2 separate regions of the Homo sapiens genome follow, and region 1 is linked to region 2. Evidence: chromatin loops called from intact Hi-C (ENCODE). Cell type or tissue: Caco-2. All regions are shown on one strand. Links, peaks and the distances in the headings refer to the core of each region. The heading gives the core; the rest is flanking DNA.

Evidence for each region. Peaks named below come from ENCODE experiments on the same cell type or tissue, not always from the same donor. Only the 100,000 strongest peaks of a DNase experiment are listed, where the experiment ranks them.
Region 1: a loop joins it to region 2, with 11 times the contacts of the local background. A loop is called at or near these places in 2 of 110 quality-filtered maps.

Annotation. Positions count from the first base shown.
Region 1 is chr4:31,368,948-31,374,341 of GRCh38, reverse strand. No RefSeq gene overlaps it. Among named protein-coding and RNA genes, the nearest start is that of LINC02501, 130 kb to the left of the region's middle. In Caco-2, for the core only: a CTCF peak has its summit at 3,263 (motif pointing left); no DNase peak of the experiment used is centred there.
Region 2 is chr4:31,439,026-31,444,419 of GRCh38, reverse strand. No RefSeq gene overlaps it. Among named protein-coding and RNA genes, the nearest start is that of LINC02501, 65 kb to the left of the region's middle. In Caco-2, for the core only: no CTCF peak of the experiment used is centred there; a DNase peak (open chromatin) is centred at 2,019.

The DNA.
Region 1 (5,394 bases), core at 249-5,248, 70 kb after region 2:
GGCTAGGTACCAGAGATAAAAAAAAAAAATGCTGTCAGCAGCTCCGCAGGAATATTTATTTCATAGGCTCTCCCCCAATAAAATGTTTCAATGATCAATTTGTTTTGAGAAATGTTGTATATGCTACCACATCCCCAAATATTAAAACCTGTTTTTAAAACTTTGAAAGCATTACAAATTCTTGTGGTTAAAAATGTAACCACACCTAGTAGAATGGTGAAAATGCAAAACACTGACAACACTAAATGCTGGTGATAACGTGGAGCAACAGGAATGCTCATTCATTGCTGGATGAAATGTAAAGTAGTATAGCCATTTTGGAAGACAGTTTGGCAGTTTCTTATGAAATTAAATGTACTCTACTATCCAGTCACCACACTCCTGGGTATTTATAAAAATAAGTTGAAATTTGTGTCCACAAAAAATCCTGCATGTGGATGTTTATAGCAACTTGTTCATAATTGCCAAAACTTGAAGGTGACCAAGATGTCTTTCAGTAGGTGAATGGACAAACTGTGCTACATCTGGACAATGAAATATTATTCTCTGACAAAAAGAAATGAGCTTTCAAGCACAAAGACACATGGTGGAAAACTTCAAAGCATATTGCACAGTGAAAGAAACCAATTTGAAAAGTCTGCATACTGTGTGATTCCAAATATATGACATTCTGGGAAAGACAAAACTATGGAAATGGTAAAAAGTTCCGTGCTCTTCAGAGGTCAGAAGGGAAAGAAGAATGAATTGGCAGTGCACAGAGGATTTGGGGGGCAGTGAAACTATTCTGTATACTACTACAATGGTGAAGACATGTTATTGTACATTTGTCAAAATCCATAGAATAAACAGTAAGAGTAAACCCTAATGTAAACTATGGACTTTGGGTGATGATGATGTGTCCATCTGGGTTCATTAATCATAACAACCGTACCACTCTGGTGGGGTTTGTCGACAGTTGGGGAGGCTCTGTGTGTGTTCAGAGGACCAAGGAACTCTCTGTATTGCCTGCCTCTCAATTTTGCTGTGAACTTAAAAATGCTCTAAAAATTAAAATTTGTTAAAAAAAAAACGATCTCACTTGATTATGGTATTTTTATGTCAAGAAATTGTTACTATTTCTTCTTGCAACTAATAGCCTGTGTAGCACATTTCTATATGATGGACCACTTAGTTCATATAATACAAAAATGAACCAATAATTTAATAAGTTAATTAAGACTCAGATATTTCAATTTCCAAAACAAACTACCAAAAAAAAAAGGTACTACAATCAGTTGTTTCAATAAACTGACTAAATCAAGTAAAGTATTTCATTGTGTATTCTCACTAGATAAGTCATTCATTATCTCTTGACTCATAATTTAAGCAAGAATGTAATCTTAACAAACAGCATTTTTTTATTTAGCATCAGACATCAGTATAGGTGATAGTCTCCATTATTCCATTTATTCAACAAAAATTTTTCAAGCACCAAATCTGTATTGGCAAACTTTTTCTGTGAAGGGCTAAAGAAGAAATATATTTAAGCTCTGCAACCCATATGATTTCTGTCACAACTACTCACTTCTGCCATTGTAGTGCAAAAAATAATCATAGACAATAATTAATAAATGGGCATGGCTGGGTTCCAATAAAGTGTTATTTACAAAAACTGGCAGTAGGAGAAAGTAGGCCTGTGGGGCTTTAATTTGCCAACTCCTGGTCTAGACAATAGGGATACGAATTTTCAAGTAATTGCCTTTAAATATTTAGAGCCTCATGAAGGAAACATATGCTTACATTTCATTGTTTTAACTGTTATTTTATGAAATCGGGAAGGAGGAAGTTTTAACCAAAGAAAGGAAATGTACAAGCAAAACATTTTTTTCTCAAACATCCTGGGTGAAAAGTGGCTTATCACAGTGCAAGTTGCTATTTTCTTAATTATTTGGAATCTCAAAAGAAGATCTGTCTTTGTCCTACATGTTATCCAGGAACGTATGGGGCTACAGATGATACTCATTATAAACTCACCCACTCACCTCCTACTTTCATAACAACTTGTGGTAGAGATATATCAGAAGACATGAAGAAACGATGTGAGAGGGAATTCATAATTATTATACTCTGCTAAGACCACCCACCGCAGAAAGCAAAACTGACGATTGAAAAGTGAGAAAGTTGCAAAACACAACAACAATGAGGCCTAGAGTTAAACAACAGTTAAGAGAGAAGAGTCCTTGATATACTCCAGGGGAAAACTCAACAGATTATCGTATGCTGTGCCTCAAGAGTCTTTGAGGAAACAATAAGGTTTTTGCTTCCCAAATTTGGTTCTGCTAATTTTCTTAAATGTGCTGGTCTGTAGATTTCCTGGAATAAAAATAGTCAAAATGCTTCAGAGTCAGATGACCTGTTAAAAGCAGACTGCATAATTTGTTGAAGATTTGAATAAGATTCAGAGCACTATGCATTTATGCAACACTGGCTGTTTATCTGTGAGTAATAGTTCTTGTGGGGGATACAAAAAAGTAATAATTCAGTTTCTGGAAACTTTAAGTTGGGAATATAGGATACAGACATATTAGCAATTAAATAACATAACCCACTGATATGGTTTGGCTGTGTGTGTCCCCACCCAAATCTCACGTTGAACTGTAGCTCCCATAATCCTCATGTGTCGTGGGAGGGACCTAGTGGGAGGTAATTGAATCACGGGGGTGGGTCTTTCCCCACCCTGTTCTCGTCATAGTGAATAAGTCTTATGAGATCTGATGGTTTTATAAAGGGAAGTTCCTCTTCGCAAGCTCTCTCGCCTGTTGCCATATAAGACTTGATTTTCTCCTCATTCGCCTTCTGCCATTATTGTGAGACTTCCCTAGCCATGTGGAACTGTGTGTGAGTCAATTAAAACTCTTTATAAATTACCCAGTCTCAGGTATTAGCAGCGTGAGAACAGACTAATACACCCACAAAGCCTGTATTCTAGAATATTTTCTCAGATGTAATGATACAATTATACAAATCAAGAAAATAGAAAAATTAAGTATCATTTCAATATAATTTTTGAAAGCCCAATTGGCAATTAAGTTTGAAAGTAAGAATATTTATAGCGTTCAGTAGAGGAACTCAAATGAAAATGAGAAAATATCTCATAATTTTGAGTTCAAGAATTTTCTGTTTCCCTATTTTACTAATTTATTGATTATGTTGTGTCCAATAAAACCCTAAACTTCACTTCTTTGTGTTCTTTCTGTGGTTTCCCACCCAGGTGCACATTGAATGCCTTACTGTTTTTACCACCATCTTGTGGTAAGATAAGGTAACTGCATGTAAACTCACTGAACATAACGTAAGTGGCAGATGAAGGCACTCACACCACATCCCCTTTGTGACAATGTGCCTGACAGTCAGTACACCTTTCAGGAACTTAGTACCTTACAAAAGCAGACATGGTGATAAACCTTATAAGTGAGAGGCTCAAAGAGGATTTTATAAGTGGAGTTGATTTTGTTTAATGCTGATTTTATATATACAATCAGTATTTTGAGGATACATATATATTCCCAAACATCTTCTGAAATAAGAGTGCCTATAAAGCTGTTTTATGTTTGCTTCTTTTTAAACACAGGAGGTCTCTTTCTCTTGAAGGGGATGAAGAGAGAAATCTCACTCTAACTGTGGCTAAATCGTGAAGGGACCCAACATAGATTGGTGATAAATAAGCAGAATAAAACAAAGACAAAGCAGAGGTTCGCAACTGGCTTGCAAAACAGTTAATCAAAATCAATGACTTCTGCTACTAAGAACCAAGAAAACATTGTTCTGTGGTTTTTAAGAGGAATCTTTAGCCAATGCAACCAGGTAGGAAGTCATAGGATGCTCCATAATACATGCCTATGGATACTATTCATTAAAAAAATAAAATAAAAATTAAGATAGAATACGTAGTCTTAAAATTAAAAAAGTCGATATTAATCTGAAATGGCAATGATAATAAAATACTACAGGAAACACTTTTTATTTTTATTTATTTATTTATTTTTCCGAGACCGAGTCTTCCTCTGTAGCCCAGGCTGGAGTGCAGTGCCGTGATCTTGGCTCACTGCAACCTCCACCTCCCAGATTCAAGCAATTCTCCTGCCTCAGCCTCCTGAGTAGCTGGGATTACAGGCGCATGCCACCATGCCCGGCTAATTTTTTTTTTTTTTTTGTATTTTTGGTAGAGATGGAGTTTCACCATGTTGGCCAGGCTGGTCTGGACCTCCTGACCTCACAATCCACCTGCCTCGGCCTCCCAAAGTGCTGAGATTACAGGGGTGAGCCACCACGCCTGGCCAGGAAACACTGTTAAGAACAAGATTGCCTTATGTTAGCGTCTTCCTGCTGGCAAACAGTCAGAACGGCAGGTACTGGCGTCTAGGTGGTGTTGCGTACACTCATACCACATACAAGTTCATTGATAGAACTGTGTTACCCATGAGAAGATACTGATTAAGATGGAGAATCAGTGTTATTGTAAATAAATTAACATGTGTGTAAAACATAAAAGCATAAAACATAAGCTCCAAAAACCACTTTAGAAATAATTTCATCTAGTCCTCTCATATTTCAAATAAAAAATTCAGAGGAGGTAAATTCTACTTAACTTTTTCAGTCTCAACATTTGGACTGATCAAATGTATGAGTATTTGCCAACCTAACAAGAGAGAATTGCTGTTCCATCTGTGACCCCATTGGGCTTTATGGTCCTTGTCTCTTGTATTGTAGTTAGCTTTAGATATAACTCAGATGTCAGTTGTTTTCTCATTTTCATACTCTTTCATTTATTCCATCTGTTTCTGTTCTCACTTCTATCTAGGTACAGCATTCCATAATGCTTTCAATTGTCTTTGGATAATTTATTCACACACACGCAAAAATATATTAGTGAGCAATATTCACTGCATTAATTCAGTTAACAAATATTTATTTGGCATCCACTAAGTGCCAACCACTGCTTTAGATGCTGGGGATAAAAACAAACAAACAAAAAGTCATGAGCTTTGCCCTGATGGAAATTATAATGGAGGAGAAAGACTAATGGAATAATCAAGAAGTTAAACCCATAAAAAATTATTCTAATGGAGAAGTACACACATTTTCAATGAGGATAATTAATGTGGTCAGAGGAAGCAAAAAATGCTTCCTTGAGAAATGAAGATTTAGCTAAGATCCAAGGAAATGAGTCCAACTTAACAATTTTAAGAAAGAGCTGATGTATATGTTGGAATAATCCATAGTTTGACGGAAAAACTGAAAGATGACTTAAAGACAGTGAATGGAAATGAATAAAGTGTAATAAATTCTCAATGAAACATTATATAGCAGTCAAAATGAATGATCTACAGCTATCTGCAGGAATGTGAATGGGCT
Region 2 (5,394 bases), core at 99-5,098:
TTGTGAGCTCACTGAGGTCAGAGTCACTATCTTTACTCACTTTTCTACCTCCCAGAACTTAGAAAAACTGTTTGATAAATGGCAGGTGATCAATGAACAACTTTTTAAATAAAAAATAAATATAAGTATTAAAACTAAACTGTTATTCTAACTCTTTCTTAATGAGAAATTAGGCACATGGCATAACCACTCTGAGTATGTTTCCCATTCTTCAACAGGCAGAGATATATCTCTGTAACCCAGTTATTGTAAGAATTAAACAAGATAAAACTTAGAAAAATTATTTGTAAATAATGAGAAATGAAAAATTCGTAAATAATGGAAAAAGTTCATGAGCTATTGTTATTTTCATTGAGGCATTTCCTCAAGTTCTAGCAATGTCCTCGGAGTATAAAATCCTCAAAAGGTATTCATAAAATTAATTCAATAATCAACATTGAAATTAATAACATTTATTAAACATGTCTTAATAAAATAATAATTCTTATTTTATTTATTTATTTATTTTTGGCCAAAGAAACACTCTTATTTAGCTCAATTTTTTTTGAAATTGAATTCCTCAAGTTCTACTGGTTACATAGCCCACTTTGGGTCATTGAGGGAGGGTTCACTGTGATAGGGAAGGAAGCAAATCAGTGATGATCATCTGGTGATACCATCTTACAGCCTTTGAGTCTGAGCAGCTCCAGTTTTGTCTAATTTTTAAAATAGGCATTTATATGTGATGTCCTTCAAATACTCTTTTCCACAGCCAAATTAAAGTTTAAAAAGTTTGAGATAATTGGAACACACACATCTGTAATAATATCATTTTATTATTTTTTACATGTTAAATTACTGCAACTTAATAGCATATTTTGAGTTGATTTCAAATGATTTTACATTAAGTTTTGGTTTATCTACTATAGAGGTGTCTATACTGAATTTATAATCAAATTAGAAATAGCTATTTTAATGACAATTGAAACATGAATAAATGGGATTATTCAATATGAATCCAAAATTTTAGTGAACAATAAAACTTTATTTTTTCACAACTTCTCACTGACAATTTGTTAAATTAGAACAAGCCTACTGACATAAGGAAACACTTCTGTCTTTTTATGTGGGAAATGGAAAGACTAAAGAACTGACACTCAAAGTTCAAACTGTGTAAATGAACTGCAGGGAAATGTTAGGCAATAAAGACAAGGAAGAAAAATTAAATATGAATTAATCTATGTGATCTTATCTAATAACTTTTTTTTTTACAACTAAATTTTTAAAACTATATATTTTAGGCCTTTGAACTAAAGAATCACTCATATCTGTGTCTGTTTTTGATACTTCACTAATTTCTGTTAGTGACTTTTAAAAAAATGTCGCACCTGACAAAGAATAGGAAAACTGCAATTCTACAACAGAATCTTAAAACCATGTGATGTTTATGGTACAAATTGATGTAATGATATAGCTATAGTAGTTCAAACAGAAGAGAGACAAAGTTAATATAAGAAAACTATTTAAATATTAGGTTAAATTAATTTTTCCGTGTGGCAGGAGAAAAATTAAGGTCAGTTTAACAATCTGTGAGTTGAGACTTTTAAATACTTATTGATTTGCTGTAAAAACATTTTTGGATTTTAGAATCAGGAGCTATGGGGATGACAGATTGTAAGGAAAAGATAACATGAATCTGTCTACGTCAATAAACTTGATTTTTAACATGAACAATAGATTTAGAGTGGTGTGATTTCTCTCTAAAGCATTAATTCATAACATGAAAACTATGGACTCTTTTTCCTTAAACATGTACAGAAAATCAATATTGCTCATAAGTTTCAAAGAATACTTTTTTGGAGGTGGTTTCCTAATCGCCTAAATTGACTTACAAAATGGTACTAGAATCAGGAAGCTTCAACATCCTGTTTCAGAGAAACAGTGCTGCAGAATGGAAGGTTCTTGTATCTGTTTGAACCCCTAGAGCGCGCCAACACACAACAGGAGGCGGTGTGGAGCAACATGCTGTTTTAATGAGCGCCTGGGTGCAGGCGGGCTAAGGCCTAAAATGACATCAGCCCAGAGTAAGGACGGGGCAAAGGTTTTATAGTCTCCTGTAAACAGGAAGTGTCCTAGTGTGACGTAACTGCTACGTTGTACCTGGATGGCCTCTTTCTCAATCTTCAGGGATACACGTCTTCCGGCTATGGTAGGTGTCTTCCGGCCAGCTCTCTTCCTGCTTCTACTATCTTTTTTTTTTATTATTATACTTTAAGTTTTAGGGTACATGTGCAGAACGTGCAGGTTTGTTACATATGTATACATGTGCCATGTTGGTGTGCTGCACCCATTAACTCGTCATTTACATTAGGTATATCTCCTAATGCTATCCCTCCCCCCTCCCTCCACCCCACAACAGGCCCCGGGGTGTGATGTTCCCCTTCCTGTGTCCAAGTGTTCTCATTGTTCAATTCCCACCTATGAGTGAGAACCTGCTATCTTGGCGGCGCACTCTGCTGACACAAGTTGCACCTTGGGACTGGGCCTGAGAAGGGAGGAGTTACTCATCTCCTTAAGCTTTCAGGTCCCAGGGAGAATCTTACACTGACCAGTGTATTTTTTATTCCAAAGGAGCTGAAAATCCATATTTTTATATGAAGCATGATGATTTTTAAATATTGGTAACTAAAACAAAGACACATCTGTGTGAACAAAAACACAAAAACAAAAACAAAGCTATGAGTCTAATAGAACATGAACACCACCAGCTTCTGACTCTCTTTAAATCCCTTGTATGCAGAAGATTGTACAGTCTTACAACCTTCCTAAAGGAAATTGCATAAACATGTTAAGATTAGTGCAAGAGAAAATAATTATTTTTAAAACCTAAATAAGTTGTTCTTTTCATGTTTGTGGCCCCAAATATATATAGGGGTTTGCTGCTTTTCTGAGGAAATAAATTTGAACTCCACGTATGGCCAGGTTATTAAGCTTAAACACAAGACCTTATTTAATTATTTATTTATTTTTTTCAGTTAATAAGAATGAAAGACAAATTAGTAACAAACATAAGTAAAGGGTTAGAAATATAATGATGTGCTAAACAATGCTCTCAACTCCTCTGTCTAGAATAACTTAGAGTAAAACAAAGCAAACAAAAGCAGAATTTTTTATTTGTGGTCTAGTCATAAATACATTTTTCTAAAATTGTACATGCTGCCCATTCTTACCTAGAGGCATCTGAAATGACCTATCAGGCATTTTCAAGACTAGGAGTTTTTAAAGATTCATTAGAAATCTACTGACTCCCAAATTTTTTTATCAACTTCAAATCAATCTTAATCTTGCCCAGTAAGTGGACATTTTTCACACCTGGTTTCAACACAAGAAATATTGAAATTAATATGAAGGGCAAAACGATCCATTTCAATATATTTTTAATCAATTCAAATCAGTAAACTTTTTAACAGGCTTTACTTGAATTTTACCAATTTTGGCCAAGTTGCCTGTCTATAAGATAGAAGTGACATGAAGGACTTAAAATTAATGTCTACTTATTTCTTCCCAGACCTATGTGGAGCCCAAGAAATGTAACAGAATACTTTCTGTTGGTTTTTTTTAAAACTTTATTTCTGCTTTGAATAGATATTTCTCCAAAGAATCCACTCATCATATTTACACCATTGGTCTGATCTTAAAGACCATAAAAAGAAGATGAGTAAGCTTACAGTTACTGGAATTTGAGCAGTTTCAGAAATGTTCCAAATATTTTTAAAGGTATTTGACCATGGTTATTTAAAATGTTTACCGTGTTTCCAGTATATTGGCCCTACTTTGAGGATTGACTCAATATATTTTAAATTATATTTTAACTTTATGTTGAAAGTAATTTCTTAAAAACAGTAAAGATATTTATATGATTTGAATGTTTTTGTTCCCTACAAATTTCATGTTGAAACGTAATCCCCTCCAAAATTCAGTTGTTTCCAATATGATACTGTGAAGAAGTGGGACGTTTGAGAAGATTAGGCAAGGCCCGGCGGGGTGGCTCACGCCTGTAATCCCATTACTCTGAGAGGCCGAGGTGGGCGCATCACGAAGTCAAGAGATAGAGACCATCCTTCCAACATGGTGAAACCCCATCTCTACTAAAAATACAAAAATTAGCTGGGCGTGGTGGGGCGCTTGTAGTCCCAGCTGCTTGAGAGACTGAGGCAGGAAAATAGCTTGAATGCTGGAGGCAGAAATGGCAGTGAGCCGAGGTCGCACCATTGCACTCCAGCCTAAGTGACAGAGCAAGACTCCGTCTCAAAAGAAAAAAAAATAAAAAAAGGTTTTTAAGCTTTTTGGGTCATATCATCAGTCTAAAGTAAAATGACATTTCTGTTTAGATAGGCTCTTTTGACTATTAAGATTGTCTTATTGTGTCCAGAATTGGTGGGTTCTTGGTCTCACTGACTTCAAGAATGAAGCCGCGGACCCTCGCGGTGAGTGTTATAGCTCTTAAGGTGGCACATCTGGAGTCTGTCCCTTTTGATGTTCAGATGTGTTCAGAGTTTCTTCCTTCTGGTGGGTTCGTGGTCTCACTGGCTCAGAAGTGAAGCTGCAGACCTTCGCGATGAGTGTTACAGTTCTTAAGGCAGCATGTCTGGAGTTGTTCATTCCTCCCGGTGGGCTTGTGGTCTCGCTGGGCTCAGGAGTGAAGCTGCAGATCTTCGCGGTGAGTGTTATAGCTCATAAAAGCAGTGTGGACCCAAAGAGTGAGCAGTAGCAAGATTTATTGCAAAGAGCGAAAAAACAAAGCTTCCACAGTGTGGAAGGGGACCCAAGCGGGTTACCAATGCTGGCTCGGGCAGCCTGCTTTTATTCTCTTATCTGGCCCCACCCACATCCTGCTGATTGGTAGAGCGGAGTGGCCTGTTTTGTCAGGGCGCTGATTGGTGCATTTACAATCCCTGAGCTAGATACAAAGGTTTTCCACATCCCCATCAGATTAGTTAGATACAGAGTTTCCACACACAGGTTCTCCAAGGCCCCACCAGAGCAGCTAGATACAGAGTGTCGATTGGTGCATTTACAAACCCTGAGCTAAACACAGGGTGCTGATTGGTGTGTTTACAAACCTTGAGCTAGATACAGAGTGCTGATTGGTGTATTTACAATCCCTGAGCTAGACATAAAGGTTCTCCACCTCCTCACCAGAGCAGCTAGATACAGAGTGTGGATTGGTGCACTCACAAACCTTCAGCTAAACACAGGGTGCTGATTGGTGTATTTACAATCCCTGAGCTAGATATAAAGACTCTCCACGTCCCCACCAGACTCAGGAGCCCAGCTGGCTTCACCTAGTGGACCCGCACGGGGGCTGCAGGTGGAGCTGCCTGCCAGTCCTGTGCCGTGCGCTCACATTCCTCA